Linked DNA regions of Homo sapiens: all the other regions are linked to region 6. Evidence: chromatin loops called from intact Hi-C (ENCODE). Cell type or tissue: heart left ventricle. All regions are shown on one strand. Links, peaks and the distances in the headings refer to the core of each region. The heading gives the core; the rest is flanking DNA.

Evidence for each region. A loop is a pair of places that touch in the nucleus more often than their neighbours do. Peaks named below come from ENCODE experiments on the same cell type or tissue, not always from the same donor. Only the 100,000 strongest peaks of a DNase experiment are listed, where the experiment ranks them.
Region 1: it touches region 6 in a loop (2.3-fold over the local background); 17 of 110 quality-filtered maps call a loop at or near these places.
Region 2: a loop joins it to region 6, with 4 times the contacts of the local background. A loop is called at or near these places in 5 of 110 quality-filtered maps.
Region 3: a loop joins it to region 6, with 4 times the contacts of the local background. A loop is called at or near these places in 92 of 110 quality-filtered maps.
Region 4: a loop joins it to region 6, with 6 times the contacts of the local background. A loop is called at or near these places in 18 of 110 quality-filtered maps.
Region 5: a loop joins it to region 6, with 10 times the contacts of the local background. A loop is called at or near these places in 94 of 110 quality-filtered maps.
Region 7: a loop joins it to region 6, with 10 times the contacts of the local background. A loop is called at or near these places in 35 of 110 quality-filtered maps.

The regions. Positions count from the first base shown.
Region 1 is chr2:65,638,303-65,642,825 of GRCh38, reverse strand. No RefSeq gene overlaps it. Among named protein-coding and RNA genes, the nearest start is that of LINC03050, 38 kb to the right of the region's middle. In heart left ventricle, for the core only: a CTCF peak has its summit at 2,126 (motif pointing left); no DNase peak of the experiment used is centred there; H3K4me3 peaks cover 259 bases; H3K27me3 peaks cover 1,309 bases.
Region 2 is chr2:66,011,026-66,015,548 of GRCh38, reverse strand. The region is part of intron 2 of LINC02934 (long intergenic non-protein coding RNA 2934); the gene reads right to left. Among named protein-coding and RNA genes, the nearest start is that of LINC02934, 220 kb to the right of the region's middle. In heart left ventricle, for the core only: a CTCF peak has its summit at 1,855 (motif pointing left); no DNase peak of the experiment used is centred there.
Region 3 is chr2:66,444,151-66,448,673 of GRCh38, reverse strand. The region is part of intron 6 of MEIS1 (Meis homeobox 1); the gene reads right to left. Among named protein-coding and RNA genes, the nearest start is that of MEIS1-AS2, 6.1 kb to the right of the region's middle. RefSeq lists an enhancer at 2,620-2,956. In heart left ventricle, for the core only: CTCF peaks have their summits at 2,457, 2,657 (motif pointing right) and 3,341; DNase peaks (open chromatin) are centred at 1,923, 2,563 and 3,293; H3K4me3 peaks cover 2,337 bases; H3K27ac peaks cover 2,581 bases.
Region 4 is chr2:65,720,271-65,724,793 of GRCh38, reverse strand. No RefSeq gene overlaps it. Among named protein-coding and RNA genes, the nearest start is that of LINC02934, 68 kb to the left of the region's middle. In heart left ventricle, for the core only: a CTCF peak has its summit at 2,555; a DNase peak (open chromatin) is centred at 2,553; H3K27me3 peaks cover 94 bases.
Region 5 is chr2:66,427,062-66,431,584 of GRCh38, reverse strand. It overlaps MEIS1-AS3 (MEIS1 antisense RNA 3), which reads left to right. Exons shown (of 4, transcript NR_046438.2): 4 at 4,423-4,523. Among named protein-coding and RNA genes, the nearest start is that of MEIS1-AS3, 4.1 kb to the left of the region's middle. In heart left ventricle, for the core only: CTCF peaks have their summits at 2,193 and 2,392 (motif pointing left); no DNase peak of the experiment used is centred there; H3K27me3 peaks cover 1,671 bases.
Region 6 is chr2:66,573,143-66,577,665 of GRCh38, reverse strand. It overlaps MEIS1 (Meis homeobox 1), which reads right to left. Exons shown (of 13, transcript NM_002398.3): 13 at 3,797-4,523. LINC01798 (long intergenic non-protein coding RNA 1798) reads right to left here and starts at 3,636. Exons shown (of 6, transcript NR_110156.1): 1 at 3,501-3,636. RefSeq lists an enhancer at 1,947-2,402. In heart left ventricle, for the core only: a CTCF peak has its summit at 2,151 (motif pointing right); DNase peaks (open chromatin) are centred at 1,625 and 2,145; H3K4me3 peaks cover 2,993 bases; H3K27me3 peaks cover 2,342 bases.
Region 7 is chr2:67,648,385-67,652,907 of GRCh38, reverse strand. LOC105374786 (a long non-coding RNA gene) reads left to right here and starts at 1,878. Exons shown (of 4, transcript XR_001739524.2): 1 at 1,878-1,942. In heart left ventricle, for the core only: a CTCF peak has its summit at 1,904; DNase peaks (open chromatin) are centred at 1,917 and 2,987; H3K27ac peaks cover 2,554 bases.

The DNA.
Region 1 (4,523 bases), core at 355-4,354, 940 kb after region 6:
CCATGGGTCTCCATATGGTCTTCCCTCTGTGTATGTCTGGGGCATCATTTCCTTTTAGGAGGACACCAGTCACACTGGATTAGGGCCCACCCTAATGACCTCATTTTACCACTTTTTTTTTTTTTTCCTGAGACGGAGTCTCGCCCTGTGGCCCAGGCTTGAGTGCAGTGGCGCGAACTCAGCTCACTGCAAGCTCCACCTCCCGGGTTCACACCATTCTCCTGTCTCAGCCTCCCAAGCAGCTGGGACTACAGGTGACCGCCACCAAGCCCGGCTAATTTTTTTTTTTTTAATAGAGACGGGGTTTCACCATGTTAGCCAGGATGGTCTCGATCTCCTGACCTCGTGATCCACCTGCCTCGGCCTCCCAAAGTGCTGGGATTACAAGCATGAGCCACCACACCCAGCCAGCCACTTTTTTTTTATTTTTTTTTATCTATTTTTTTTTTTTTTTTTGAGATGGAGTCTCACTCTGTTGCCCAGGCTGGAGTGCAGCGGTGCAATCACAGCGTACCACAGCATCAACCTCTGGGCTCAAGCAATCCTCCCCGTCAGCCTCCCAAATAGCTGGGACTTCAGGCATACCACCACACTGAGCTAATTTTTTTTAGAGAGATGGGGTCTTGCTATGTTACCCAGGCTGGTCTCAAACTCCAGGGCTCAAGCAATCCTCCCGCCTTGGCCTCCCAAAGTGCTGGGATGGCAGGGATAAGCCACTAATTTTTACCTCTTTAAAGAGGCTCTAATCCCAGCCTCACTTTTGCCCCTTTAAAGACCCTATATCCAATTACAGTCATATTCTGAGATACTGAGGGTTACGGCCTCAACCTATGAATCTTGGGGAGGCTTACAATTCAATCCATAACTATATGTGTATATAAAGGTAGGCCTGCATATAGTATACTGTGCACAGATAACTGAGCATCTTTGCCCTAATTGCCTCAAGGTTTTTTTTTTTATAAAACCTTGGTGTGATACATGTGGCTGTGCTTCTAATCGAATTTTTACATATTCTTAATAGAAATGATGAGTGTGTGTAAATTATAATCTAGAATTCGTATAAAGAATAACACACACATACACACACGGCATTAGAATAACTTCCCTCAAAGGAACAGCTCCTCCTTAATTCCGAACATTTTAAGACATCCAGAATCACTTTCCCTAAGCAATTATGATTTTACAAAATGCTGTCAAGACCATCACAAAGTTTTACTGCCCAGACGGAGCTAAATGCCTGAAGCTTTCAGCAGTGATTTATTATTTACTCTGGAGGTAAGTTGCTAAGCAAGATTTATTCAGTAAGAACAGAGCTACCCGTAACAGTACAATACGAATTTTACTGTCGGGGGGGCGGATTTTTTTTTAACCATTCCTCAAGAGAATTTGTTCTTTATAATCAGAAAAAAATACATCTACATGTAAGTTTTCATCCCTTTGTGAAATCAAGGGCGCTGTTATGCATTTGACAAACCAGTTTGGTTTCAAACATTCTTTTTTTTTTTTTTTTTTTAGATGGAGTCTCGCTCTGTCGCCCAGGCTGGAGTGCAGTGGCGCGATCTCAGCTCACTGCAAGCTCCGCCTCCCAGGTTCACGCCATTCTCCTGCCTCAGCCTCCCGAGTAGCTGGGACTACAGGCGCCCGCCACCACGCCCGGCTAATTTTTTGTATTTTTAGTAGAGACGGGGTTTCACCGTGTTAGCCAGGATGGTCTCGATCTCCTGACCTCGTGATCCACCCGCCTCCTGACCTCATGATCCACCCGCCTCGGCCTCCCAAAGTGCTGTGATTACAGGCGTGAGCCACCGAACCCGGCTGGTTTCAAACATTCTTATTTGAATTTTAGATCTGAGAAATTTTCAGTAAATTATCATAATAAAAACAGTAGAACAATTTCAAAGTCCATTGATAGAATCTGTCGGGTATCTGCTTTACCTACACAGGGCTTTTATTTTCTTGGGATTGGCTTCTTTACACTACAGTAGCCTAACTCTCACACTCATACCATCTCAGAGAGACTTGGGATTCTTAAGAAAAATAAAACACTAATAATGCAGATTTGCCAACTTTAGTTTTCAGACCAAACAAGTACTAGAGACCGATTGCTGGCCTACTTCCGCCCCCTAGTGACGATAACGTATTTTTGCTTTTTGCAAAAGGGAGGCTGGGGAGCTCGGACCAGCGATTAAAGTGACTGCCCCGTCCTGTACCCACTTCAACGACCTGTTCCCCAAGATACCTCAGGCCCTCTAGCTACCCGTTCACCAGATACAAACAAGGGATATGATAAATTCATTCACATTTCGGTGGTTTCAATTTCAAGAAATTTGCTTCTCCCCAGACGGCGTGCATTTGCACAAAAACATTGAAGCAAGAAAGTAATGTTGTGTAACTCAAAAAAGTAAGTCACAGGCTGGGCGCGGTGGCTCACGCCTGTAATCCCAGCACTTTGGGAGGCCGAGGCGGGTGGATCACGAGGTCAAGAGATCGAGACCATCCTGGCCAACATGGTGAAACCCCGTCTCTACTAAAAATACAAAAAGTAGCTGGGCGTGGTGCCGCGTGCCTGTAGTCCCAGCTACTCAGGAGGCTGAGGCAGGATAATCGCTTGAATCCGGGAGGTGGAGGTTGCAGTGAGCCGAGATCGCGCCACTGCACTCCAGCCTGGCGACAGAGCAAGACTGCGTCTCAAAAAAAAAAAAAAAAAAAAGGTAAGTCACAAATGGTGGAAATTTAGGCTTAAAGAGAAGGTCTTTTCCCTGGATGTTTGAGTTTTTTGGCTTTTAGGTTTTTTTGGGGGGGGGCGGTTGGTTTTGCTTGGGGGAGAATTTTTGCTTGTTTTTTTGGAAAGATGTCCTTAAAAAGTCATACAATGCCTCCTTTTGGTAAATCACTGCCCCTGCTATATAATTAGTCAGAGGGGTGGAAATCAGCAGAAGACCTAAGAAAATGGTTCATTTCCCAGACTTCTCACCTTCAATCCCAACCACTCCTATCCCTGTATCCAGCTAGAAGGTGCAGCTCTGGGGTGGCCACCGCATCCAATGGGGCATTTCACCCTGCAGACACGGAGTGGGTGGAAACATGAGCGAGGAATGTTCTGGTCAGACTCCAACCCTCCCACAGCTGCTAACAGGACTCCCTGCTGCAGTTCCTCAGCAGGTCAGGGAGTTTTTCAGGCAGGTAGCCAATCTCTAAGATGGCTTTAGATCAGGGGAGGCAGGGTTGAGTAAAGGGAGGTAGACAAGGAGGCAGGATCTGGGGAGTTTTACAGAGGCTCCAGGCAATGTTTCTGAACTCTGGTTTGGGCTGGTCATTAATCAAGCCCCTCCCAATGTTTGAAATTAGCCACACAACCCCATCAGGAGTCATGCCAGAAGGACACCCCTCCTGCCAGTGCCGAAATCCAATCTAGACAGAACCATGAAGAAAATGGAAAGAATGCACAGAGAGTGAGGGCTCCTTCATATTGCCAGTTAAACTTGCTGAGAAACCACAGGAGCTCTTCAGCTTCCAATCCACCATCACCAACTCCCACGGACACGGCATCTCTGGGGCAGCTGGTGGAGCAGGGCTAGGGGCTGGGAGTCAAAGGTCTCCCTGTCAGGGCATAGTTTCAACTGTCTGTAGTAGTGCAATACAGAGAGAGTCTGGTGTCAGGCAGACCTGAGTTTGAATCCCAGCTCTGCTGTGGGCTCGCCGTGCAAGCTTTGACAGCTTCTATTCCATTCTTCAATCACCAGTGCAGAGGCTTATGCCCTCAGGGACGCCATCTCTGACTCCACAACTGGATCAGATCCCCTGTTTACAAATTTTGTGATCCCTTAAAATTTTCATTCATTACATATATCACTGTTTGTAATTTTATATTTTATATATTTGATGATTTGTCTACTTTATTTTTTTTCCTTCCTGCATCCTAAGCTCAGAGAAAGCCGGGACCCATCTCTTTCATTCACTGTTTTATCCCAGGGACTAGCACACAGAATACACTTGATAGAGATTTGAGAAATGAATGAATTACACTGAGTTTTTACTGTCTGTAAAATAGAATGGAGGTTTGTTGTGAAATTAATGAAAGACTACAAATGTTAAAAAAAAATCCTCCCTGTGTCTGACACAGAGTAGTTGCTCAAAAGGGGGTGGTTCCTTTGCCACTGTCTCTCTGGGGACACTCCATAGGAGAATAGCTGTCCCTGACCTCTGGAGGTGCCACTGAGCAGTGAAATTAGCCAAAACAGAAAACCAGGGACCTGAATAATCCACAAATTCCATCACAAGTCCCTGAATAATCAAAACTAGTTGGCACATTACAATTAATTGCCTCTCCTCTATAGATGTCCCTTGATGGCAGGAAAAGTTATCTCCAGCTTCACTTTCTTTTCCATCCCAGATAGAGAGTAGCCAGAGGGACTGTAAATCCATTCCTAACATTTTCAGTTGTTTGAGTTATGTTCTACCAGAATTAAGAAGGTGACTTTAAAAACATGAAGGAGAAATAAAGGTTGCACTTCCCAGAGCAG
Region 2 (4,523 bases), core at 133-4,132, 560 kb after region 6:
GCACATTCCCTGGGGTTTATATGGGCACTGCTGGCCTGAGGGCCTTCTCCTGTGAGCTGATCACCCTCACTATCACACCAGCCCTGAGTCTATGGCTGAACCCTTCTCTACCCTTTGCATCGACCCTGGTAGGGAATTCAGCACTGTTCTTGATTTCCGCAAAGCTTAAACAAAAAAACAAAACCAAAAAGCATGCACACAGAGAATTTGTATCTATTGCAGAATTTACTGAAGATCTGTAGCGATAATGGATGTTTACAGCTCAGAGTTGCAAATTACACAGCTGAACGTGAGATCCCCATTGCTTGAAGGTTTTTTGGCCACCCTGTCATGATGCTTTACTCTCCTCTCTCCTTCCAGTCTCCCCCCATCTCTAGTGACCCCCAGAATCCTTTCATTTTGTTTTGCAGAATAACTCCACTGTCTGTAGCCCCTGCCCCATGCCAGACCCTGTCAGACCCCAAATCTCTGCACATACTGTAAAATCTGCTCCAGGCCTCTCTCTTCCTGCCTCCCCATCAGGCTCAGCTAGGGGAATTAAGCCACCCCCCCCACACACAAAAGACAGAAGAAGCCAAAGCCAGCATTGGCTTTAAATAATCATTTTTCCCTGCTATTTTAGAGGGCATTTGTCACTAAGGCACCATGTCTTGATCTCAGAAGATGAGAGAGTTTTCAGGTTTTTACTCTATTGTGAGATACTTACGTGGTATGGTAGGTTCTCAAGACATAACAAATCATCATCCAACTACTTGCTCTAGATAATAATTCCACGCTTGATTTGTGAACAGAATTTGTCAACCCGACCCTGTTGCCCCAGGAAGGAGGTGGCTGTCTGTGAGCCAGGCACTGATACTCTGCACCTCAGGCTCACCTTCATTAAAGGGTGAGGAGGAACTAAATGAGCCCGGTAAACTTGGAGATGCATCACGTGGTACAGTGGACAAAAAGGCTGAGAGGCACTAAGTACATTCTGATAAATACCAGCAAAACTAAAATCATGTTTTTCAGGACATAGTAAATTAAAGGTGTTTTTATGGCTCTATATTTATATTTTCAACATTCATGTTATTTCGTAAAATGGACTTAAGTCTACCAAACTAACAATACAAGCTAGGATAAAATACAGCAAACACAAATATTAACATTTTCAGTAAAGTCACCAACTGAAATATTTTTTCACCAAATTTAGGCCCAGTGCCATAAATTGATTCAGTCAGTATTAACCTTATATATTTTTCTCATATTATTGAACCAGAAATGTATGAAACAACAAAATATGCTTTGAGCTAAGCCTAAAACAAGCTAATAGTTTATTTAGTTCAACTCATGGATTTCCACGTTAAGAACAAACAAAAACAAGCAACATTGAAATATTTTTCTTCTCTAGAGGAAAGTAAAGTAAATATTCATGTTTTTTCTTCACTTAAATTCTGCTATTCAGTGATTAAAGTGCCAAAAGAGAGAATAATTTCCCCTGGTCCACAAAAGGTTGATTAATCATAACTCAAGTTTTATTTTCTCCCTACCCTTCTAAAAAAGGAAGAAAAGTGACAACTTTTTAAGTAACTCAAATGTAAGACCTATAGATATGCAAAATTAAAAATTTGAGGCAAAACCCCAAAGTAAACAGACACAATTTAAAGATCTACACAGAATATAGCAAGAAATCTCTTCCAGCCTTGTGTTCCTTCTTAGTAGTACAAGAGATACTTTATATTTTCTTGGCTGTGTTTAAGCCATCCAAGCACTACTGCTACAATGTTTTTGTCACTTCATAACCTTTATTTCACAGTTTCAACTTTTAAAAGAACTTTATTCATCACCCCCCTCAAAAATTTGTAGGCACATTTTAAGCATGCTGCCACCAAGTGGCAGTCCTGCTACAGTCACCTGATCTAAATAATAAACACTTTGGCTTTGCCTGTCATTCAAAAGTAGATCTCTACTAACACCTTTCTCTTTAGAGACTTATTAGGCCTCTTTACTAACTCATTTTCTCTACCATGGACACATCAAAAATAGCTACACTTGCAGTTACCTAATAATACATTTCCTTGTCCTCTAAGATAAATTCCTTCAGAATGAAAATTCTAAGTAGAAAGAAAATTGTCTTCCATATGTGAGACACGAATAGCCATGTTTAAATGAATCATCACAAAGATTATATTTTATATCAACTTTTAAAGAAATGAACATCTAAAGTACAACTAAGTACCTTCTCCACAAATTCTTAGCTTTTTTTAAATTGCCTTGTCTGAATTGCTAAGCTTGGCACCAAAATCCCTTCTCAGCAATTTGTTGAAAACTTCTGAGTTTCTTTGAATTGAAATAGCCCTGTGGGTCTTGCTAACACCCATATATTCTCTTTCTGTACCACTAACAGATATTCTATGCACCTCATCCAGGCTAATGGAATGAATTCAGTGCTCAAAGCCTCTTCTTTTTTTTTTCATGTGGCAATAGAGAGTATGCAAGCTTGCTTTTTTTGTTTCTCTACAACTACAAGTAGCTAAGTTTTCACTTTATTCATTTTTGTCCTAACTTTCCTAATCCCCATTCAGCCATATCCAATAAGGGCATCTGGCAGAACTTGCTAAAACTAATTTCTATAGAGGACTTAATTAGTTACATAAAGCTCTCATCTACCTTAGCAAAATACGGTTAGATCTCTCAGCCTTGTGAACTGTCTTAGTGATATTTTTTTAAAACAAAAACCTCAAAAACTGTTTTCTGGAGGCATTTATATCCCTTAACCATAGCAGATATCTTCTACAAAAAAAAAATTATATCATTTTTTTGAGCAGAGACTTAAATTGTGTCATGATAGAGGAGTTTTCCATATTGCTTTGGGATATATTTTACAATCCATTCAAACTCAAAACAACTATATGCTCAGCCGCTAGAAGAAAATGAAAATGGGATGACTTAAATATTAATAAATTACAGAGGTAATCCTCATCTAATATAAAATGTCTAAACCTTTTTATTCCTCTTCTACATTCTCTTTCTCCACCACCTCGCCCTTCCTCCTCTACCTCCCTTTCCCCAGTCTCTCATCAACTTCTTCTTTCTGTTTAATCTTTTCTCAAAGCCCAGTCTTGCCTGCAATTCTTTGAACTGGGCTCAATATCCAGCCACATTTAAGTCATACTCCCAGTTGACAGCAGCTCACATATTCAGCACCTCTAAAACCCCTGCCTCTTTCCCACAATTCCAGCCAGTCCCATTGACAGTCCTGCCCCCATAAGAGAAAAACCCAACTGAGACACAAATTTGTCTTTTTATTGCAGAGAAATAAAGGTTTGATTCACCCACCAATAAAATCCTTACATTTTGTTCCCTCTCCTTCATTGCCATTTCCACAGATCTAGAAGCCAAGAAGGCTGTTTCTGATACAAACTCAACCTCTCTGGAGTATTTTTGCCTGTGAAGTTAGACAATTAGACTAATTGAACTGGAAGAAACCTTCCAGCTTAAAATTAATAGACACATCCTTAACAAAATGAATTCCAACAATGTCTGATTAAGAATAATAATATATAACAGAATATCATTTTTGGACTGCCTCTATGTACCAGGCACTACATAGTCTATATAATCTCAAAAGCCATTAGCTTCTATTGTGTGATCACTACATCAAAGCACTTTTTATTCATTATCTCACTTGGCCCTTCAACAGCATTGTGAGGCATGTACTATCATTATCCCCTTTTTTGCAAATGAGGGAACCAAGGCACAGAGAGATTTTAAAACTTGCTGAAGGTCACACAGCTAGTAAGTAATAGAGACAGAATATGAGCCCAGTCGGTCTGACTCCAGTATGCAAAGTCTTAATCACCGCACTCTACTCAGAACAAAACTGTGAAGATGGTATTACTACCACCATCTTGTAAGTGAATAAACATTCACACCCTGAATTACCTCCCAGGAACTATCATCAAGTCATTAACTGAGACCATGCATAAGTTCTCACCATGGTTGGAGAGTGTCGTGTTCTTGTATGAATTTATAGCTAAATGGAAATGTTAGCTAAAAAAATGGAGTTGCCTTAACCAAATATTGTATCAACAGAATGTTTCACACAAATTAAGACCTTATAATGGAAATGGTATAAAAAATGTGTCGGTGATGACATTCAGTGTAAAATGGTCATTAGAATATTACTATATTTCTTACTTCTAGAAATTCTTTTTACCAATCTGCTTACTCTTTAGTAATATTTTATTTCATCTTATAAAAGATATTATTCTGTATTCTGTGGTGGATCTTTCCAAAATCTGAAGGTTTTTTAAAGGTCTTGTTGTGCTATCTGTTGTTTCTGCTGGCTCTTGCTAATGTCTTCTTTGTAAACTTTACTTAATGATTTTTGACTGTAAACAGCTAATTACTCTCAGAATTTTACCTGTGAAAAAATTTTGAGCCCTAGAATTAAGATGAAATTTTCAAATAATGATTTATATTTGTTCTCTCAGTGAATGGAAACATTACCACTACTGGAAATTTTTTTTTTTAATTTCATC
Region 3 (4,523 bases), core at 277-4,276, 130 kb after region 6:
GCATTTCACATTTGTTTGACATATTTATGTTTCATAAGAAAATATTGTTGTTGCAATGGAAAGCATAACATTACCAATATGAGAATACTTCATTTAAATTCATGTTGACAGTATTTTCATTTATGGCAAGTGTCTTAATATAATTTGTTATGCATTATTCACAGTTTCTCCAACTCCACCTGTGAGGTACGCTAGGGAAGGTAAGCTAGTTTTAGGACAGTAGGCCTCATGGTAATACTTTAGTCTATCTACTTGGCCTTAATAAACATAAGTTTCTACTATGGGAGCACAAATAGTCTTTGTTTTTTAAGAGTATAGAATTTTACTGGATATTTTCTTTTCTTGTCACCCAGCCACAGCTGTGTTTTAAATCTTTTGGGACTATGACAAACATTTAAAAACTTAAACATATGAGTGTTTGAAAACATAATGATTTAAAATTTATATATTTTCAAAGTTGGACAATTCTAGCATGATATTTCAGTTACTTTTTTGAAAGCCCGGCCCACATTTTAATACATTTTTCTCCCTTCTCTTCTCTTCTTCCTCTATTATTTAAGATTCTCCATGTTTTCTAATACAAGTCTCTAAGTTAGGACCAATAGCTATATAAAACAACTACTCTATATATTTCAGAATGGTGAGCAATGGAGTCATTCTGGTGGGGGAAGAATTGCTATTTGAATGACCTACTGCCATGGAGCTAGTTAAATCACTGAACAATAGTTACTGTTATGAGGCTTTACTTTGTACAAAGTAGCATTAGTATCATTGCTTTCCATTATTCATGCAACTTGCACTGGGGACTTCCACTGAGAGAGAGATTGAAAGAGAAAGAGGGAGACAGAGAGAGAGGGAAGCTACGCAAAGGATTTTTTGTAGTATTAGCGTTTAGACTTAGAGACATTTACCAATGTAAGTGATCTCAACCTATCTGCATCTATGGTGTACTTTTTTCCCCTTGTTTTTTCTAGAATGTTTTAAAAGTGTCCCTATTAAGAATCAATACATCCCTACTCTGAAACTCACACATAAATACACACTAAAAGCCAATCAGAAAGTAACAATAAAAATATACCCAGTAAACAACTAACTTTTAATTCAAAGGGTGCTATGTAATAAAGGGCCTAGAATGAACATCCCAATTAGCCAGTGTAGTGACAAGCAGTCAACACCTTATTATTTAATCATTAAAGAGAATCTTGCCATAATTTCCATTTGACATATATTTTAAAAGGAATTAAGACTATATCACATGACCCACAACACAATCAAATGTAAAGTTAGGTGATGCTAAGACTTTATCACTTGCAAGTCCTGTGGACTGAGAGGTTTCAGGATTAAGGCATTAAGTGGGAACCTACGAAGCATTTATAATTTAAATAAGATGTATACAAATGGAAGCATTTAAAAACAAACTACCTGACAAAGGGACCATTTTTCTGCCTCCCGCTGTTTGTGTCCACTTTTCTTATTGGATGACAAGGAATTGCGGACATTTCTAGTATTCGTAAATATTCGCTGGCCCTATCTATTTGCTTCTAAAGCAGCAGATCCCATCCATGCAGGACATTAGGTTGTTTCTTGCCCTCCCTGCCTCATCCCTGACTGTGACACCTCCCTTAAAGAGAAAGCTTAAATCTCCCTTGCAAGAATTTCCCCCGCTTCTTCGGAGGAGGGCGTTTTCTGTCAAAGTTCTACCTCAGTTTAAAGGATTTTAAGCCAAACTCTGCTTCAGAAACAACATTGTGAACTTTTGAAATAAAACAATCGCCATCAGAGTTCCCAGGACCACTTGGGAACCAAAGCGCACCGGGCCCGGCCTGCCCCAGATCCCAGAGGCCTGGCGGCCCTGCGCTCTCCAGTCTGGGCTGCACAGCCCCGGCGGCCGTCCCCCGGGAGCTCGGCAGCACTTGGCATTTAACCTGCCTGGCGAGCGTGGCTCTCTGGTTCCATAACTGCAAGCCATATTACTTCTCCCCAGACGTCAGAGACAAATCTGGATTAACATGCAACAGGGCGTCCTGTGCAGCCCGACAGCCTTCGCCCAGGAGCTGCTAAATGCAGATTCAGACGAGGACCCCCCGGAGAGCTGCTGTTGAATAAAAACTGTAATCCAAAGGGACCATTTCTCTGCCTCCCGCTGCTTATGGGAAGAGCCAGGGCCACCGCTGAGGCCCGAGCACAGACCTAGCTAATCTCGGCTCGCTACCGGCAGGCGTGGCCACCCCGGGAGGCGGCCCTGGGGGCCTAGAGACTCTGCTCCGCTCTCCCCTCTCTCCCAACGCGTTCTTGGAGTGGAAAATGCTTAGATTCAAGGAGTGGCGCGCAATAGAAGCGGCCTAGGAAGGAAGCCGACTGCTCCTTCCTGGAGTGCGGCCTAAAGTCTAGCAACTGGGTGGCCAGGCCTCTCCTCGCCTAACCCCTCTTGGCGCCCCCTAATCCACCCAAGGGCCCCTAGAACACGCGCCCCGCTTCCGGTCGAACCCGCATCGTTCTCTGAAGCCAAACAGGCTCAACCCTCGCCTCGACGCCTAGCATCATGGCCCCCCTCTCCCTCTGCTCCGGGGTCGCAGCCGGGACCTCGCCCCACGCTGAGGCCGGGAAGCCCCTGGCGCCCCTCGCTTCCCCTAGCCTCTGGGAGCCCGGAACAGCCAAGCCGAGCCGAGAGCGCGGCGGTCAGGAGAGGGCGCCCAGGAGGCTTGCGCCCGCCAAAGTGGCTCTCTCCGGCAGGGACCTCCAGGCGGCCCGGAAGACTGGGAGTGGGGGAAGGAACGGGATTACAGCTTCTACTGGTGTCTTAATCCTATTTTTAAAATAAATAAATAAATAGGAAAGAGAGAAGAAAGAAAAAGGAAAGGAAAGGAAAAGAAAGGACTAACGCTACAAGGTCAAGTGGATTTCCGCCGACTTAGCCCTCCGGGATACCGCCTAGTATCAAAGTCGTCGATCCCAGGTCCCCGCGCGGGTGGCAGTCTTCGCGCCCTCCGAGGAAAACAGGTAAAATAAAATAAACCGTGCCGCCAACGGGCCCTAGAGACAGAGGGGTTAATGAGCTAACAAGGCCCAGCGTTCTCACAGCACGAGAAGCGCCCAGTCCCGGAGCGCACCCTCTGCGGAGGCTCAAACTGGCTGGGCTGCATTCGCAGACAGGTGGAGAGGCCATCCTTCCTGCCCGGCCCCCAGGACGCCGCACTAGGGGTTCAGCGCCCCGGAGGGACAGGCCAGCAGGCTCCAGACCGGAGAACTGGCGCCCACCAGGCGCCCTGGTGCTTCATTCGTCGCGCCTCAGCTCCCCAGGGCAGTGGAGCCCACCGGCGGCCGTGGCACTGTACCGCATGCGTCCAGCGCTTTGCGCTCCCCTCTCCAAACCGGACCTTGGGTTTGCTGTCCTCCGACCAGCTGAAACTTGGGTGAGCCCCAGGGGGTCACACAAGCGAGCCCAGGCGCATAGGCCAACAGCGCCACGAGCTCAGCCAAAGCTTCGAAGCCCACTCTTAACCAGCGGGGACCAGAAGTCAGATTCTCATTTTAGAGGTAGAAGACAATAAAATGAGAAGTTTTATCCGATACAATTGCATACCAATATTTGCATATCTGAAGGGAATTGGGTAACAAAAGTTTAGGGAAGGAGAAGGGGGGAGCTCCATGATATTATATTAATTTTTGTATTCTCTCTCCCCCCTCCAAAAAATTCCCATAACTTTGGTCTTTTATCTTTGACTTTAATAAAATAATGATTCCTTGAGAAAATGGGGTATAAATCTTCATTTTGGAGGCAATTAAAGTGTTGATTTCATTCATGCCCCTAAGCGATTCTTGTAATTTGCTCAAATAGCTTTATGTACCCAGCACTCCGGAGCTTTTAGAATCCCATTTTCCAGTTAGGCTTGTTGGATTGCAATTTTTATTCCACAGCAGCTACTCGAGGGTTCCTCAGCAGAATCGGCACTCAACAGCTCCCGGGCCAGGGCTGGCGGGCTGAACCAGACGTGAGGCCCGGGCCGCCCGCGGGGGCCAAGGCTGGGAGCCGCCTGCAGTTTTCCCACTTCTGTGGGGCCGCACTGGGATTGCGCACGCTGCGTGTTCTGTGCAATGGACTACACTGCCGAAAGTTTCCAACTCTCCAGATCACAGTGCGGACCCGGCGCATTGGCACTTTTAAATCTCTGCTCTGCCTGTTTCTCGCTCCCCATGGGCAAAAGAGGAATTCAGCCCATGTCGCGGGGATTGCCCAGAGAAAATCAAGCTGAGAATGTATTTTAAGAGGATGATGTTGAGAGAAGAAAACCATAAGATGACACTAAGAACCAGGCGTCAGGCGCTCGACAAGGACTGTACAAGACAGCCACTGGCCAACAGAGATCATGGCAGAGCTTGCAGAGTAGCTGGCCTTTGGCTTAACAAAGGCAGGCTGATCTCTTCCCCCAAATCTGGACTCACGTGCCGAGTCAGAAAGAGAAACAACACTGGGACTTCACTTATATAGGGGGGAAGGGTGGGAGGGTGCAGAGCAGGCCAGC
Region 4 (4,523 bases), core at 225-4,224, 850 kb after region 6:
AAGTCTGGTCATTCAGCGATGGTGCCGCTGAGGACCTTGTTGCCCAAATCCCAGGTGAACATGCCCATAATTTTCAAGGTAAGTAGAGAAACAGTCCTTAAAATATTCCCCTACAAAATGAGAAAACCCTACTGCAGTTTTGTTGGTTTTGTAAATGATTGTTTGTTTGTCAGAGTACAGGGGATATTTAGTTTGTTCATCTATCTAGGAATTGTAGATTTCTCAACTTACTTTCAAGAGGAAGTTGGTCCAAAGCCATGACTCAAAGTCCCACGTGAAGATTCAACATTGCTATTTAAAGCAACTACAGTGAAGTCAAGAAGGAGTTGTTCATTTCACCTAGCACATTTTAAGAGTTGGAGTCTCTCAGCCTCGTGGTCTCCCAATTAATTTGTTGGCACAGTTAATCTAAATGAAAGGGAGGATTTTATTCTCACATCCATTAACCTGTAGTAGGAAAATCCATGAGGCTCAACACCTTGGAACATCCCCTCCACCCCCACAGTAGTAGCAAAGAACCTCTAAAGGGGAGAACAGTAAGAATATGAGCTCTGGAGGCTCCTCCACCTTCCATCCAGCCAAGCCTGCACACATGACTTAACCTCTCTGAGCAAAGTGTTTTCTGCATAATAGAGTTGTAATAGTACCTACTTCATAAGGTTGTTACGAGGATTAAATGGGAAAATATACCTAAGGCACTTAGCACTGTGCCTTGCATATTTATCATGGGCTCCATTATCACTCCATGCTCAAGGATGGAATCGCTATAAATCCTGCCATACCAAGCGATGGACAAAGACACTGTGCCAACCGTACTGGCTTCCGTCTGTTTACCTGAAGAACTTTCTGTTTCATAATATATAATGGGTTATTTATGTATAACCTGTGTTCCCAGGACAAGCTCTTGTTTCATGGTTTTTGTAGAGCCCCTAACAGTTTGTCATGGAAGTCCTGAATCTCACCCCTATGATGAAGCACTTTCTTGTAAGTCTGGTTTCAGTTGACTTTTGACCTTTATTAGTCAAAGTTATGGAGCCCAAATTTGTTTGCTTCCATGTCTCCCTAGGGATTCATTGAAGAAACAGCTGGGGTGGTGGCTTACTGACTTTTAGGTTAAATTCAGATAGCACATGATTAGAAATCTCCATTTTGCCCCAGAGAGGTCAGGACCCCTCAGAATCCCAAAAGCAAGAGAGATACCAGATCACCCCTAGGACCAAAGGGGCACCCTCTAGCCTGGGGTGTAAGAAGCTCCCAAGAGCACCAAGAAAGGACACATCTTGGTTGGCACACCTGGCACTGGCTGGTTCTAATCTTCAGAGGAAGGGACAGCAGAGGAGATAGGCAAGCTTGTGTGCTGGGTCCAATCTGGCCATGAGCCTCGAATTGTCAGGATCTGGATGCATCTCAGAAACTCTGGAAATCCACCTCAGATGCAGGACAGTAAAAATGGCAGTGAGGGGTCCTTATCTACTCCTGCTTTTAGGGAGAAGCTGAAGCTTCCAGTGGGATCTGTTTGTTCTCCCATCTGACAACTCCTCCTACTCTCCTTCCAAAGTTGGGTTTATTCTCAGCAAAGGATTGATGACTGCAATGAAATTGAGCAAATGTTGGCATTAGATAATACCTGGAAAAGGGTGTTACCTGAGAGGTAGTTCACAGCTAGCCAAAAAATCAAGTTACAAGGCTTACACTTCAACTCCTGCTTCCCTATGACCTTGGCAAATTGGAGGAGAATCCTCTAGTCATCTCATTCTTCTCCCTTTCCTGTGTCTCTTCCCAACTGCTCCCTTGACTTTTACCCCCAGCTCCCTGTATATCCTTTCTTCTCTCCCTTTCTAAGTAAATCTTAAAAGCCTGAAAAAGTAAAGAGGGCCAAAAATGTGGATACAATGCTAATCACACAGTCACAGACATGTCATAATAATACTGCAAAATACTACTTTATATATGGTCTTCTTTGATGTGAGAAGTGTGCATGGTAAAGGGTCTAATTCAAAGACCTAGAACAAGCATAACATTGCAAAGTTCATACAGTTGCTTACAAGAACTAGACTGAAAAGGCCTTAGTCATTTGTTCTTCTGTTTGACTTTTGTCAGAAGAGCTTACAACCTGGAAACAGTCACAGGGTGAAATATCATCACATCAGGCTGATGGGAGCCTCTCTCTCTCTCTCTCTCTTTCTCTGTCCTTCCCCCTCTCCCCGCACCTCTTTCTATTGTCAGTGAGATAAAGGGAGATACCATTGTCTCCCATTCAGGAGCCTGTTATGATCAATGGACCCATCATAAGCAGGAAATCTTCTTTTCCACAAACTTCATACTATCATATCACAGAACAAAGATGGGAGGCTCTATCCTTTCATTTTATTTGCTGGGACAAGGATTCTGCCCAATTCTTACCTGCTGTCTGATTTCTCACCAAAGGAGCATTTGCAAGAGGAAAGATTTATATTCTGTGAAATATTTCACTTGTCATCAGGCAGGGGCTCCAGGCTCCCTGGCTGTGCCGGTCAGTTCCAGGAAGGTTCCCTGAGCCTCCCTCATAGGCAAGGCCACACTGCTCCCAAGTGGCTTCTGTGGAGAAGTAGGAAGCCAGACTTGGCTGGAGCTGGAAAGCTCTCCAGACCCAGGGTCCTGTCTCGCTGCAGCCTCACTGCTAAAGAGCCCACCTGCAGACCTCGCCCCAGAGGCCCTTCCTAGCACCCACCACACTGGGGGAGCTCAACCGCTCACACCTCCAAGAAGACTTTTTGTTGTAACAAAGAAGGCAGCCCTTTTAAATAATTCTAAAAAGCTACAGGGCTAGTCTAACCAAAGAAAATTCAGAATTCAACTTGGACATCATCATAGTGACAGTCTGTTAAGACAGAAGTATAGGGAGCCCTCTTCACTCCCACCCTCTTTTTAAAAAGGCAAAAAGAAAAGACAAAAATAACTGGAGGCTAAAAACAACTATTAGTACCTATTGCATAGGCTTGTTTGTAGCTCAAGGCAGCTCCCAATTCTTGATGAATCTACTTACAGTCATTTATAAAGGTAAAGCAGTCTTAATAAGCAAAATCTCCTTCAAGCTCATCATTTTCTCAACAATTAAAAACACAACCTATCTTCATAATTGGTGTCCCTGTAACATTGTTATTTCACCCTGAGGAGGAGGGACTATTGTTTCTAGCATTATGATCAGTTGTGCTCAAGGTTTAGAGCAATCCCACCTTATTAACTCTCATTTAACAGAAAGCAGGGGCAGGTTGGTACACCTCCTTAGTAAGACAGCAACATTAAGAACTCCCCCAAAAAACTCTTCAGAGATACTACCCAGCCCTTCCATTTCAGAATCACCTGGGGAAATCTTAACACACCCAAAACCCAGTCAGCACCCCCAGACCAATTAAATCAGAACCTCTATGGTGGTCCCAGGCACAGGTGTTCTGAAGTTCTTCGGGACATTGCAATATGCAGACAAGTTTGAGAACTGCTCTCTGAGACAGGAGTTTTTAATTCTAGCCACACATAAGAATCAGCTGGGAAGTCACTAAACGCTACCCATCCCCACGCCCCCACCCCACCCCCAAGCCAACTCAATCAGAGTCTCTGGAGATGGTACCCAAGCGATTTGTTAAGCTCCCAAGAGATTATGGTGCACGGAATGTTGAGAATAAAATTATATTATTTGATTAAATGGCTTCATTTTATTAAAAAAAATGTGTGCACAGGAAAAAAAAACAGAGAGAAGAAGTTAAAAAAAATACATTTTAGCCATGCATGATCCCAAATCCTACCTTCCAGAAATAACCAGTTAATTACTTTCCTGGGGTTAAGATGAGAGGTATTCAGGGAACATATAAATGAAGAAAGGTGGACTCACAGGTCTTTAATTCAAAATCTCCATCACCTTCCTAAACTCTGTCCAAGCAGCTGGGGGCTTGGACACACAGACACACAGACACACACACACACACACACACACACACACACACTGCACTAGAGAAGGCCTGGGGAGACGTTCTTTTCATCGCCAAGAAGCCCCTTTATAATTTCATTTTGTGGGTCCTTAAATTAGAAACATTTTGCTCGCCAAACTAGATTTATGAAGTAACACTTACCTCATTTGCCCATTTTTTAAATTAACCAAAGATTTATATAACTTCCAATCAGAGGTGCTGATCAGCACAAAACAAACCAGGCCTAGCAACAAGTTGCAACAATGCCATCCTAGAGCAAAGAAAAGTGATGCTTATTAGGCTATGCAATTTAGCTTAAGTAGACTTGGCTTCTGTTTTTTAGTCAAGAAATTTGAAATACTAAAATACAGAAAACAAATAACTACTGTTGAGAGCCTAGGGATATTTGAGGAGGGAAAGGAAACAAGAAGAATAACTAATGTCCCTAGGGCAGTAGGTTAAAAGGGAGAGAGTTGGAGAATAAGGGCAGGGTTCCACTATAATGTTACAATTGTTAGAAATTTTATTCTGCTGATAATTACACATGAATCCTTGAGCAAATCAAGCTATCATCTCCGG
Region 5 (4,523 bases), core at 161-4,160, 150 kb after region 6:
AATATAACTTCTAGGCCTTTATACAATTAATTCTGAACAATCAAGGGACTAAACACTTTTACAATGTAATTACAGTAGTACAAATTGTTTGCCCAAACCTCATTCTGGATAAGGATTTTACAATTAGCAAACAGTTATTACAGTTGGGGCTTGCTGAGAGAAATTGCACAGAGGATGTCTAGAGTTGCAATATAGTAGCCATAAAAAAAAAAAAAACTCCTTTAGCAGGGCAGCAATTAATCATCTATTAAAAGGAAACAAATGAAGGGACAGGTCTAGGTATCTTAGTAAACTACTGTCAATATTTATGCCCATTTTTTGACAGCCCCTATTCCTAACTTATTTCAGATACTTGCTTTTTTAAGGCAATAGCACTTTTATTTTGCAAAAACTTGGCCTGGTGAAAACTTCTGGCACTTGGCCCTAGCTCTTGCGATTCAGGCCTTCCGTTCTCTTCTCATCCTTCTTATCTCAGAGCATCTTTCCAGAGATAGAGAACGGTGACAAAAGGAGGCAGACTGGGCCCTTGGTCTCTATTGTTTACACCCTCCTGTATGGAGGCATTTCAAGCCCTCAGTGCTCCTCTGAGCTGCTGGTAAAGTCGTCTCGGAGAACTCCCCTGACTTTATGTTCTATAAGGAATTGTGCTTCTGGAAAGATCTATATCCTAAATTAGGCTTTTGTCCCAAAAGGTCACACTGATGAGTCAGCTCCAAAACCCTTAGAAACTAAAGAGGCACCTCTTAAGGTAAAACGTGTGTGTATTTGCCAGCCCAGAATAAACAAAAGCCTGTTAATCAATCGAGTTTGGCAGCTGTGTTCACAAAATGATAAGGGTTTATCATTTGCCACCAAACTTTAAGATGTCCCTTAAAATGCTGTGATTGGTTTTTAGGTTGTCCTGTGGTGTGGAGGCTTGGCGTTTGTATTTCAAAAACATTCATCCTCTGCATCTCTCCCCCTCACTAGCATTGACATTTCAAAAAAACAGAAATAAGAGGAGGGAGGGAAAGATAGTTTAAAGAAAATAGATTCGAAATCTAGTACAGATAATAGAGGAATGCTGGAGATAAGAGCCTGGAGGTGATATGAGAAAGGCACCAAGAAGTCAAAGCTAATGAATGGCTGTGAGAAAAGTGAAATAAACTATTGAGAGATCTATTAAAGGGGGAAACCTGGTTAGGTGATATCAAAGGGGGTTAACTGAGAGGATTAGGGAGGATGTTAATCAAGTGCTCTAAAGCATTACAGGCTATAAGGACTGAAAGATTTGTTTACTGCATTTTGCTTCAGAAAACAAAGAATGTCTGGGTCCAGTTCAGAAGTCAATTAGAGGTCAGCTTAGGCTCTCCAAGGGTTGCAGGGAAAATACCTAAGTTACTATATTCTGACTGGATGATGCAAAAATTAGGGAAAAAAAATGGGGGGTGAGAGGGAGGTGCTTTCCTTACTATTCTATTTCAAATCATTAAAATGCTTTGGTCTCTAGGGGGGAAAAAACTACACTGGTTAACATAATTACTAGCTCTGACATTTTCAGAAGTTATAGAGGTCTTTTATTAATTAAATGGAGGGCTTAATAAAGTATTCCTAATAAAATTTATGGTTGTCTTAAAACTTTCTAAACAGTGCTATAAATTCTTAATAAAATTAACTGGGAAATGAGTTATTAGCCCACACTTTACCCTCCCCCCCAAACTGCTACATAAGGAGTGTCTGCAGAATGAAAAGGAAATAGAAGCCTTTTAGTAAAATATAAATATTAGCCAAAGTCATGCATTGCTCTGAAAGAGGCAAAGTCCCAACTGTTGTTTCTACTGGCCTCATTCTCCAATATCCCCCAAAAGCTATCCCACAAAACTTCATCAAGAGAATTTATTCCCCTTCCCAAGTACCTATTATATATGCATTTATGTGTAAGTGCATTTGAAATACAACCTTCAATTTTGTGGACTGAGTTGTATGTTAAATGTAGTAAAAAACATAGATGCATCATGCAAAGTTCCGCTATAGAATCTTCAAGTCTCACGGTGCAAATACTTTCTTTATTTTTAATTAAAAATAAAATGCCCTGTAATTTCTCTCACTTTAATTTCTATAAAGATAACTTTTAAATGATAAATTTCTAAATAACATTTTTCTCTGAAGTTATTTAAAAGTGTATTTTCTGAAGCAACATTTTGTTGACATATGCAAAACCTTTTTATATCATTACGTTTCAAAACTTTTAGTGAGTTATCTTAAGTTTTCAGGTACTTCACTGCTTCACAGATACAATGCTGGCTGGTTAGCTATTTTAAAGAAGATCACACACATACACTTCAAACCACAGCAGCCTTGGTGAATTGTTTAGCATTTGAAGGCTTGATCTTTTGTGCCGTCTACTGGACAATAGAAAAACTGCAGCCTTGATGACAAACTTTAATCTTGTTTTACGGGGGTGGGAGGTGGTGGTTGGGGGTATGATTTGGTGCTGGTAACTAACAAGAGAAAACCACAGTACCCAACTTAGACTCATAGGACAGGTCTTGGGGTCTAACCATGTTTTTCAAATCCAAAGATAGGATATGATATCAATCATAGGTGTATAGCTCAAACACTTGATTAAGGCACAAGGCTAAAACCTACATTGAATACAGCTGTGCATGTGTGTGTACCCATATGCCTAAACTTGGGAAGACAGCCTGGGAAAAGAAAGGAAGATAGGACAGATTCAACAACTCTGAAAACAAAAACAAAAACAAAAAACAAAAAACAGTAGTGGTTGCTTGACACTGAGGATGAATTTGCTTGACAGTCAAGTTAAATCTATCTACTGCCTCGATAATCTAGCATGTACAAATCAGTTCTTGGAATTTGGAAAGTGACATTGGTAATCAAGAAAAAAAACCCTTTAGGAGAGGGGAAATGACACTGGTAATTATAAAAGTTTTAGTGCAGTTCCCTTTTGGCAATTTGGGATGAAAATGTAAAACTTCAGTGTTTTCACTTGGAGAGCACAAGTGTTAGAAAGTGTGGGTGAAATTCACAGTCAGACAACTTCATATGGCAGAGACCATTTGATGTTCTCTTAAACATTAAGAAACATTGTGCACATTTTGGTTGTGATTTAAAAAAGAAAACATTTATAGATCTCTAGCATTGTGGAAGCTTTGTAAAAAAAAAAAAAAAAAAGCATGAAGCTAACTTTGACCTCTGTTCGACAGTGACAGTTTCTGAAGTAATCACTGTTACCATAGAGAAGTGATTTTGTGATTTAAGAAACAAATAAGCCCAATGCCCCCCAAATATATATCTGTATATGTATCTATGTGTGTATAGACACACACACACACACATACACATACATGGAGAAGTCAAGCTGATTTTGTCCAAGAGACATAGACTTTGGTGCAAGCACTTTTAAAATTGTTCATGTGCTTTTCTGAAGTTAAAACTCCTTATCGCATTTTAATAAAACTTGCCAGCACTTGACTAGGTATTAGGGCGTCTTTTAATAAAAACCTAATAGTGAAAAGGAGACAGCTTTAGGACATTTTATTGTGCATAAATATATTTCAATGATCTACTTCAATATACATTTCGATGTGGCACTATGTCAGAATGACTTTAAAATATTGGATTAAATATAGATACATCAAGAGAATCTGAACTGACATTGGCTACTTAAAGCAGCGAGATTGCTTGCACTGCTGTATTAGAGCCTCAGTTGTTCTATATAAATGGAGGTGTTGGTGGTGGGTGTCTTTTAAACTTTAGTATAAACCACTGAACTGTGAAAGGTTATTATTTTATGAGATGCTGTTTGGAGTCATTTTTTGAGATGCTGTTTGGTCTAGATCAGAAAACCAACCAAAAAGAAAAAAAAATCCTCATAACAATAGCTTGAAAATGTAGAAAATTCTTCCAGGAACTAATCACAAGTGCATACACGTTTGATATATTCTAAACTAATAGTTGAAGTACTGAGTGCTGGAAGAGGTCTGGCGAACGTGCTCTAGTCACTAATAGCAAACATTTACCTTTGAAGCAACAGGATGAGTCACACTGGCCATGCTTAGCATCCATGTTCGACTGGATAAAGGGGCATATTTTGTGAAAACCTTCAGGCAAAAATCTTACTGATTATTCAAAAATAAATATTTTAACATTTCATTGAGCTATCTAATGAATAAGGAAAACATCGAAGGCTTCCTGCGGCGCAGAAAGAATTCTAGCAGCGTCAAAAACATAAAGGAGCAAAGAACAAGAGGAAGCTGAAGGACGCCTGCTGAGTAGTTATTCACTTGTGAATATCTGAAAACGTGCTTTTCTGTGCCCTTATTTAAAAATGAAAAACAAATATCATCTTTCTTTGTCCTTTTAAAAAAATTAACGTCAGAATATGGCTATGCTAGCTAAACATCATTTTTTTTTTTCCAGGCGATTTATGCGAGAAAGGGCCAATTTGAACACTGGTAACTAGTGGGAGAAATAAACTTATAAGCCACAAACACATCGGTTCGCAACCGAGCCCACAGCCC
Region 6 (4,523 bases), core at 148-4,147:
TCGGCGCTCCCTGCCACACACGGCCCCCACCGGGAGGAGCGGGCCAAGCGGGTGCCTGAAGCAGGTGACTTTATTCACTGCTTCCCCAATCGGCGAGGTCCCGGGACTCGTTTTCCGCCTGGAAATTAAGATCATTGCTCGCGTAATGACCTTAATGCTTTAGGGTAGAGGTGAGTGTGTCTGCGAGTGGGCAGGGGTAGAAATTACCGACCCGATCGATGGGAGACTGGCTTAAAACTAAATCCCTTTTCTCCAGGGCTGCACCGCCCGGGTTTCCCCTCAGTGGGCTGAGAGCGCCGGGATGTCAGGAGGCAGCGCGCGGAGGGGTGACCCGTGGGGCGCGGCAAGCCAGAATCAAGGCCCTAAAAATGCTTCCCCCATCTCCCCACTGAGACCCCCAGGGTACTATTTTCAGAGCAAAGGCGCTTTAAAGCTCAAATGTTGGCGAACTGATTGCTCAATACGTTGTTTGTTTTTCCTTTCAGCTCCGCCTAGGGAGAGAATGTTTCAGACTCCTTGGCGGGTAGAGCGGGCCGAAAAGGGAGCCCTCCCTCTCCCAGCCATCAGCTGTCTTCCTCAGGTCCCCGACCCCACCTTTCTCGCTCACTACTTTTTCCCCAAACCCTGGGATTCCCAGGCTCCTGTAGTCTCCGCACCGTGGCCACCTTAAGTGAAACGCGCCGCTAGCAGCCAGTGGGTAAGGCATGGCATGGGAGACGAGAATGAGACAAGGAAAAGTGCCCAGCCAGGCAGGGCGCCCCACTACCCAGTTCCACGCCTCTCTCCATCGGCGTCCAAGCGCCTACCCGGGAGCTTTGCAGCATGAAGTTACGTTTTTACTGCCTTCCGGTGGGCCAAGGGCCTGAGGGTATCCGAAAGGCTGGGGAAAGTTTGCAGAGCTTTTAAAGTGATCCTGAGGAGCTTCTGCCTAAGGCGTCGGGGTGCTGTCTACGGCTTCCCGGCTGCGGCTCCAGACTCGGGCACTCTCCTCCCAACGCCCTCCTAGTGGGCCGTGCACGCGTTCCATGTGCCCTCCAGCCCCCAGGCTCTCTGGGTCGCGCTCCCAGGGCCACTATGGGACTCTGGAGTCTGGGGCCCCCGATGTGGCAAAGTCTATTAGGAAGTCTCCAGGCTACTACAAAGCACTCCGTGAGGTTCCGAGGAAAGAGCGCCCGGACCTGCACCCAGGAGGTGCCTCTCCACAACCTCCTTCGCAGACCCCTGGTCGCCCCATCTCCAGAGACAAAGTCAACAGTCCCTTAGACTAGACTCAGATGGGGGTGAGGGCAGGAGGGTAAGGCAGGCGCCCGTGCAGCCCCCCCACCCCCGCCACCCCCCGCGACCAGAGCTGTGGTCTCTGGGCAAAGACCTGCCCGCCCACGCACTGGGGCCTAGGCCGGGACCCAGCGCATCGAGGGACTCAGGGGTAGCACGTCCTGGCTGGAGCTCTGCGCAGTTGCCCGCTGGATTTCCTCTCGGGGCACGGAGCCGGGCCCAACCCCAGGACTGGAGCCTATACCCTTCCGCTCCTCCCGCAGACTTGGGGGACACTGCACACAGCAACTAACCCCGATCGCAAAGTCGAGCGCGAAGTCTGCACGCCGCGTGGGAGACGCGAGAGGGAGGGGGAGGGCAGGGCTTGCGTTTTTCCTTTTCAGAATCCTTCGACTTCACTACGAAGTTTGCTGGTAGGCGCCTCTGCTCCGGGGTCGGAGCCTCCCACCAAGGCTCCTTCCCCTCCCCTTCTCCCCGCCCCCGCGAGCCGAAGCAGCCGCAGCCTCCACCAGGACCCGGCCGCCCGCTCGATCCCCCTGACCCGGACCCTGCGCCCAGGTTGCAGCGCCGCCCTCCCGGCCTTGCCCCCGGGCTCGGCTGGGGGCTCTTTTCCCCGGGGCGAAACTCGCCCGCCTGGCTCACTTCAAGGAGACACCCGCTGCCTCCCGAGGAACTCCTAATACCATCCATACAGCTTTAATGCGTTTATAATTCGATAAGTGATTTCAATTTGAAATTGTTAGTAACTAATTTTATGGGTAATTTTTCCACATCAAATATTTAAGCATCAGATTAAGGGAGCCAGTTCCGACACTGGATAATAAGGGGGTTTCCCCCACTCCCGCGCCTCCGCCTCCCTCCGTTTCCTACCGAGTCGTTTTTCGAAATCCCCAAAAGATGGCAGTCGAAGCCGACTTTCCTCTTTTCCTGTGGCTCTGCGAAGGGAGGGGGAGAGAGGAGGATGGGGGAGTGCGAGAGTGGGGGGCGGAGAGAGAGAGAGAGACAGAGAGAGAGAAGGAGGAGGAGGAGAAGGAGAAGAAAAAAAGGGGGGAGAGAAAAGCTAGACGGTGCATGGACTTTTCAGACGAATTCTTTCACACGTTTCTAATACAAGCGAAAAGCAGTGGTGAATTTCCTGGAAAAGTCCTGGCAGAAATGAAAGCCAAAAAACGTGCCTTGTGGCCTCAGGGTACGGGATGTGAGAAACTCAGCACATTCAAGCTAAATCTTCATTTTAGAACAGGAGAGGGAGAGGGAGACCCAGAGAGGAACCGACTCGACTGACTTTAGGGTCTTTCTTTGTATTTTAACATTGTATATAAATACTACACAACTAGGCAACGTGTTTCCTCGAGGACTGGACTCTGCGAATTACATAATGAGGGGAAAGAGGTAGGGGTGGGGAAGGGGAAGGGGTGGGGGCAGACTGCAGCGGGCGGAGGGGAGACTGGGGCGAGCAGCGGATGAATTGCAGACCAGTTGCCAAAACTTTTTTTTTTTCCCTGCTGCTGCTGCTGCGGCTGCCTTTGCTGCTGCCTTTGCTTTGAATGTGGGTAACTAGGAAACAGCAAGCCGTCTGAGAAGACGGAATTTCCAACGTGTAAAATGTTCTTAACGGAACCATTGAGCGAGTGCAATAAGGCGTGAGGGGGAACTAATCTTCCCATTTAAATGTTTGTGGCAATTTTATCTAAATGAATTTTAATGCTAAACGAGGGTAATTCCCCATTTGTAGCGCGTTTACTTCTCTTTCCTGTGCTTCTAAAGCAGTCGAACATCATGCAATGAACAATAACAATAAAAATACTGTCAAGGCATATTATTCATTTTGAATGTGTTATAATTACAGCTGATTAAATATGATAGGGTAAAATATTTTTAATTTTTTGAAAAAAAAATTTAAATCATATTAAAAAGTAGTCTCATTCAGCCAGAGCCAGCCCCCTTTCCACCCCCCCCCCACCCCCCCACCCCCCCACCACCAAATAAAAATAAAAACCAGGTACAATTTTGTGCCCTTGTTTAGAGGAGGGCGTTTTGTTTTTGCCTTTTAGGAAACATCAAAAACACTCTCAGCACCTCTATTATTTGCCTCTTTCGGATAAGTGTCCTCAATAACCTTCGAGCTGGCTCTGAAATTTACAAGAGGAAAAGCTAAAATAGCATTAAGAGGGGAGGGCATCGAGGCAGGGGAAGAAAGGAACTGCGAAGAGCGAGGCTCTCACCTAAATGGCTCACAGAGGGGGAACTCACGGAAATAGCAGTTTATTTTTTCTAATTCCTGGACACTGCTGATCTCGATTCTTCAGAGTCACCATATTCCCTAACTACTCTTCACTTGTAAACCTCCCTCCCCTAGCGCCTCTCTCTTTCTCTCTGTCTCTCCCTCTCGCCTCTCTCCCTCTCCCCACCACACCTCCTCCCCTTTCTTTCCCTCCCCCACCCATCCTGAGCCTCCTCAGGAATAAAGGCTGAAAATAACCAACTCACCCGGGCATGTACTGGAGAGGAGGAGCAAATAGACAGTTTATAAAGTTTATTATTAATTGTTAAAGTAAATAAATGGTTGTTAACTGCTAGCAACCACCTATCAAAAGAGAATGATTTCACTCACATCGACTATTTAGGTAGAGGAAGAATTGCCACTAGGTCAACAAGGGAGATTTAAACAATCCCATCTATGGGCTGGGGAGGGGTAGAAGCGCTGCCAGAGATGGCTGCAGTAGGCTGAGCCTTGCTCTCTGCGCATCCACGTGTTTAGAAACAAGGCCCCATCAGCAAAAGGTGAGAATGCATTGCTACTCCAGCAGGTGAGTCAGTCAATCACACATCACCTAGTAAAGCCAACCCACAGCTGGTTTCTCTTTTCGAATAGAAAATAGAATTGCTAAGGGCCGGTTTATAGGGTGACTTGGGCCTGAATGTCAGACTTGAGTTTAAGGCTCTCTCTCCTCCGACCCATCCTTTGTTTACAAAGCAATCACTACTGAAAGGCTTATTTTTTAAAACGAATTTGCCTTAATTAAAATATTTGTATATTTTCCTTAGCTTTGGGAAGCACTTTTTATAGCAGCAATTTTATTTAAATAAAATTATAAGCTATTCCAGCTTAAACATATTATTTTCTACCATTTAGCCGGCTGCCATGCAGAAATCTTGTACAGCTGTTCTGGAAAATTGGTTAATAACCAGTTTTATCCAATGAGAACATAGAGCATATTTATAAAAATTAGATTTTGAAGTCTGGT
Region 7 (4,523 bases), core at 137-4,136, 1.1 Mb before region 6:
TAAAAAGTTTGCCAAGGTAGATAGGGCCCAGGATATGCAGGCCAAGTGAAAGGTTTGCAGACCATTCTCAGAGGAAGGGGAAGTCCTGGAGGGTTTCATGTAGGGAAGTGACATTGTATGTTACAAATTTGAAGCAGAGGACTCTAGTTTGTAGCAGGAGATTCCTTTTCTTCTGCCTTTGCTTTTACGGTTTTGTTTTGTTTTGTTTTTTTTTTTAATAAAATTGGGGTATACTATACATAAATGGGATACATCTTAACTATCCAGTTGCATACATTTTTACTTATGTATGTACCCGTGTGGCTGCCACCCAAATTAAGATACATAACAATTCCGGTACACCCCAGAAGGCTCTCATGCCCTGCCCAGTCATTCCTCCACTACTTTCATGATGCCTTCTATCACCACTGATTAGTTTTGCCTATTTCTTAACAAAATGTAAGTGAAAGCTTGTTGTATGTACTCTTCTGTGTTTGGGCAGTATTGTTATGTACTATTCCATCATATGAATATGTCACAATTTATTCATCCTACTAGTGATGGACTTTTGGGTTGTTTTCAATTTCAGGCTATTATGAATAAAGCTGCTATGAACGTCCTTGTACATGCTTTTTGATGGATGTGTGCACTCATTTAGGTTGGCCAGGAGTGGAATTGCTAGGTCTTAGGATTTAGCTATTTAGTAGATACCATGAAGCAGTTTTCCAAAGTGTTGTACCAATTTATACTCTCACTAAAAATGTATGATACTTCTAATTTCTTCTTATCCTTACAAATACTTGGTATTATCAGTCCTTTTAATTTTAGCTATTTTGGTAAGATTGTAGTGGGTGGGAGTCTCATTGTGGATTTTTTTCCCAGGGGAAAGAGGGTTTTTTAAAAAATATATACTATTTGTTTACTATTCCAACCTCCCCAGTATCGATATTGTGGTGTTGATTATGTGGTTTGATTTTAAAAGTTTGGATTTCAGGCTGCCTGGCTTGCATTCCCCATTTCCAACACCACATTATTTTTTTCCTTGCACTACCCCCAAGAGCAGTATAAAACCCAAACATGCCAATATGACATCATCAGTTCATTGTCTTCTAAGAATGTAATATTTCATCTTTTGTAGGGTGACCCTATTCCAGGATAGAAACGAAAATAGAAAACAGGACTTAGAACTTGAAAGGGAAAATTTGGGTCAGCCTCCAGCTTAATGCAGTTGCCATTCTTGAAGCCAAAAGGCCGTCTAGTCAATGCACAAAGAGAGTTGCTGAAGAAGTGGGGACTGTTGGTTTCATTACATGCTCATTATACTACTGTATCAGAGTGGTTAGGATTTTGCCCTAACGATGAAATAAGAGTGTTATGCTTCATTTCCTGTTTTGGAAAACAGAGTCTTTGACTTAAAAAAGGCTAATTGCATATTGTTTTTAAAAATTGGGTTGATTCATCGTATCATAATTAAACTAATTAGAGTACTATTATTTTCCAACAGCTTTAATGAGTTCTTCTGTTTGGCAGGAAAGCTGAGACCAAATAATATTGCCATTTGTGAAAAGATGGAGGAACTCTATTCATTTGCATTTTGGTTAATAAGATTTGTGCATTAATCCAGTTATACTTTGTTCTCTTGAGTTTGGCAAACTTCTAAAATTTTCCAATTTTCTACCATGTCTCTCCTTCCCCACCTCCCATCTCTTCCTTAGAGAATTCCTGGCGTCTGATTTAAAATAGGTGGAAACATTCTGTTTCCAGCCGAGGCTCCCCAGCTTGGTTGGAATGCTGGTCTGGTTGTAATAGAGCCTGCTTTTGGCCAGCAGCTCTTAAAATAGCTCCTCAGCTTATAAAGCAGAAAATAGAAGTTTGGGCAGCCCAGTGTTTGCTTGCAGGGTGCTTCTGGCCGCTTGCTTTGGGGGGCACTGTTGCTCCAGCATGAGAATTCCAGCGGGCTGTGGTGAGTGATGGCTCTCTGTTGCGCAATTTTGTATCTGCACTCCTTGTCAAGTAATCATTACAAATGTTTCGTGGAGGAATGAGCTGGCTCCCAGCAAAGGTCTGCTTCTCTTAGAAGCGAGGGCCTGAGGGGTGGGGATTGGTCTGTCCGTGGTAAAATTTCCCCCTTTGACAGTGTAATTAAGTGCTAATTAACTAAATGAGTGTAAATGTTGAAGGCTGAGATAAATATCTACATTTCCTTAATCTTATTTTCCCCTCTAAAATTTGATAAAGAAAATTTGGATTTAATGGAGGATATATGTCAAAATTGTTTTTAAAGATTGCAAATCTGTTTAGAAGGAACTTGGTTCGGATTTCTACAGGAAAAGTTAACAGCATATAAATATAGAAGAGGTACAATAAAATGTGGATGTGATATTGCAATAATTATGTTAAGGAGGCTTAGTGGAGCTACCTTTTTGAAACATCTGGTTTGTTTCTGTTCTTTCCATATCCTGCAGATGTTGCTGAATCCATAAAATATACTGACAGGAGAATACATTAGCCTGCGAAGTCATTCCAATGAATAAAGCCAAGGGTAGCCTCTTCACTTTCTAAAAAATCTAGTTAGAAAAGAATTCTGCTTTCAGAATTCAGCAGGCAGAGATTAGGCCAATAATTGAGAGGGGCCCAGGGCCTTCTAAAAGTGTCAATAGTGATCTGTTCTTGCCAAAGGGGAAAAGAGGGGCTTTGTGGAGGGGCAGTCAGAGTAATAAATGGGAATCTTTGTAATTCAAGCACTTTCTCATTACCTTCTGTGGTTAGTGATTAAAAGTGGGACTGAAGAAAAGGCAAGGGAAGCCCACTCCTTCCCAGCTTGGTAGCAGAGCGAAAGGATCTTGAGCCCATCTTGAGCCCCGTTACCCTTCCTCTCCTGCTGGCCTCTGGGGCTGGAAAGAAGACCCAGAGCCAGGTAGAGGGCTCACAGACTCACGGGCAAGTGCCTTGGGAAGGGGATGCATAATCGAGATGCCATCTGTGGCATTGAGCTGATGACAGCTGCATGATGCCCTGGCTCTCCTGTGTCAACACCCTCCCCAGGCAGGAAACGACAGCGGTAGGCGCATGTGTGCTGAGCCTTCGGGAGAGCACACACAGGCATCCTAAAGGAGTGGGCATGGAGAGCTGGAGTTTATTAAGTAGGGGTTGGTTGCCTGTGAGATTAACACCCTGAAATAAATGCAAAGTTGAGAAATATTTTGGCTTCCAGCCAACTTGGCAGGAAGATTTAGGAACCTGGAATGGTCAGAAGGACAAAGCCTTAAAGGACCCATGTTAAGTTTAGTTTCTGGCCAGCTGTGATCTCTAAATTTCCCCACCATTTACATCACTCCTTTGTGTTACAGCATCATGTGTTCAGAAGGCCCCTATTAAAATGTGTAACAGATGTTTTTTTCTGGCCACCAGCCTGTCAGACAAGTAGGACATACTCATATAAACCCATTGGTGAAAAACTAGTATTTCTCTGGCTCTGCTCTAAGTTGTTGACCTCCAGTTGCTGACATCCAGTCCTATCTGCGATCTTCCTTCTGGGCCAAAGGGACAGATCTCTGCTGTGTCTCACAAAAGACTGTTTCTTGCTTGTTCTCTTAGGGCTCCTGGCTTCATGTCACTAGGGAGGGGTCTCTGCTGCTTGCTGTCCAAGCCTTCCATTTCATTAACAGTTTTGTGTATGGCTCCACCAGGCACTTAACTCCTGACTGCACCATTTACCCCTGTCCCTGGGTCATAGGAGATCACTTATTGAAGTTCCACAAGAGCTCTCCCTCCTCAAAGATTGAGTTTAGATTCCTCTCAGCTACCTGCCCCCACTCCCCAACACCCCAGGGTTATACCTCCCTTCTCCTTTTCTTTTGCAATGTACTCATTTCTGTTTTGATTCTTCAGCTGTAATTCTCAATGCTCAATTGACAGATTAAACCCAATATGAGCAGTTTTTATTCCCTTTGGGAATGTTTGACACTAATGTAAATGTGTTGCTTAAGAAAGGAGGTTTAGCCTCATTGCCATTGCCATTAATAATGATAGAATAATAATTTTTAACATTTATAACATCTTTTAGAATGAACGATATCCTTTCTCATCTACTAGTTCAGCTGATTCTCACAGCAATAATGATATCGGAAGGGCAGAAATTAGGATGTTGAGGTTATGGGTGAAGAAATTGATGCTTACAGAAAGTAAAGCTATTTCTTCAAGGTCGTGTAGCCGGAGAAACTGGGATTCAACTCATGTTAGAATACACATTCAGTGTTTTTCCTAGACATAGCAAGCCCTTACTAATACTTTACCATGATAGGAACTTAAACAGGTAGTCACAGGATGGAAATGTTTTTGTAGGGCAGTGTAGATATGCTAAGGATGGGAGAGTTACACAGAAATGAAGAAAAAGAATTTGGAGCTGCTTTTTCTTAAAATGTGTTCTGCAAACTTTTAATAGGTTAGGGAAAGAGTTCCATAGCAAAATAGGTGTTGTTAGGAAAAGAGTTCTATAGCAAAATCAACTTCATAAATATTAAATTTAATAAAGTCATACAAAT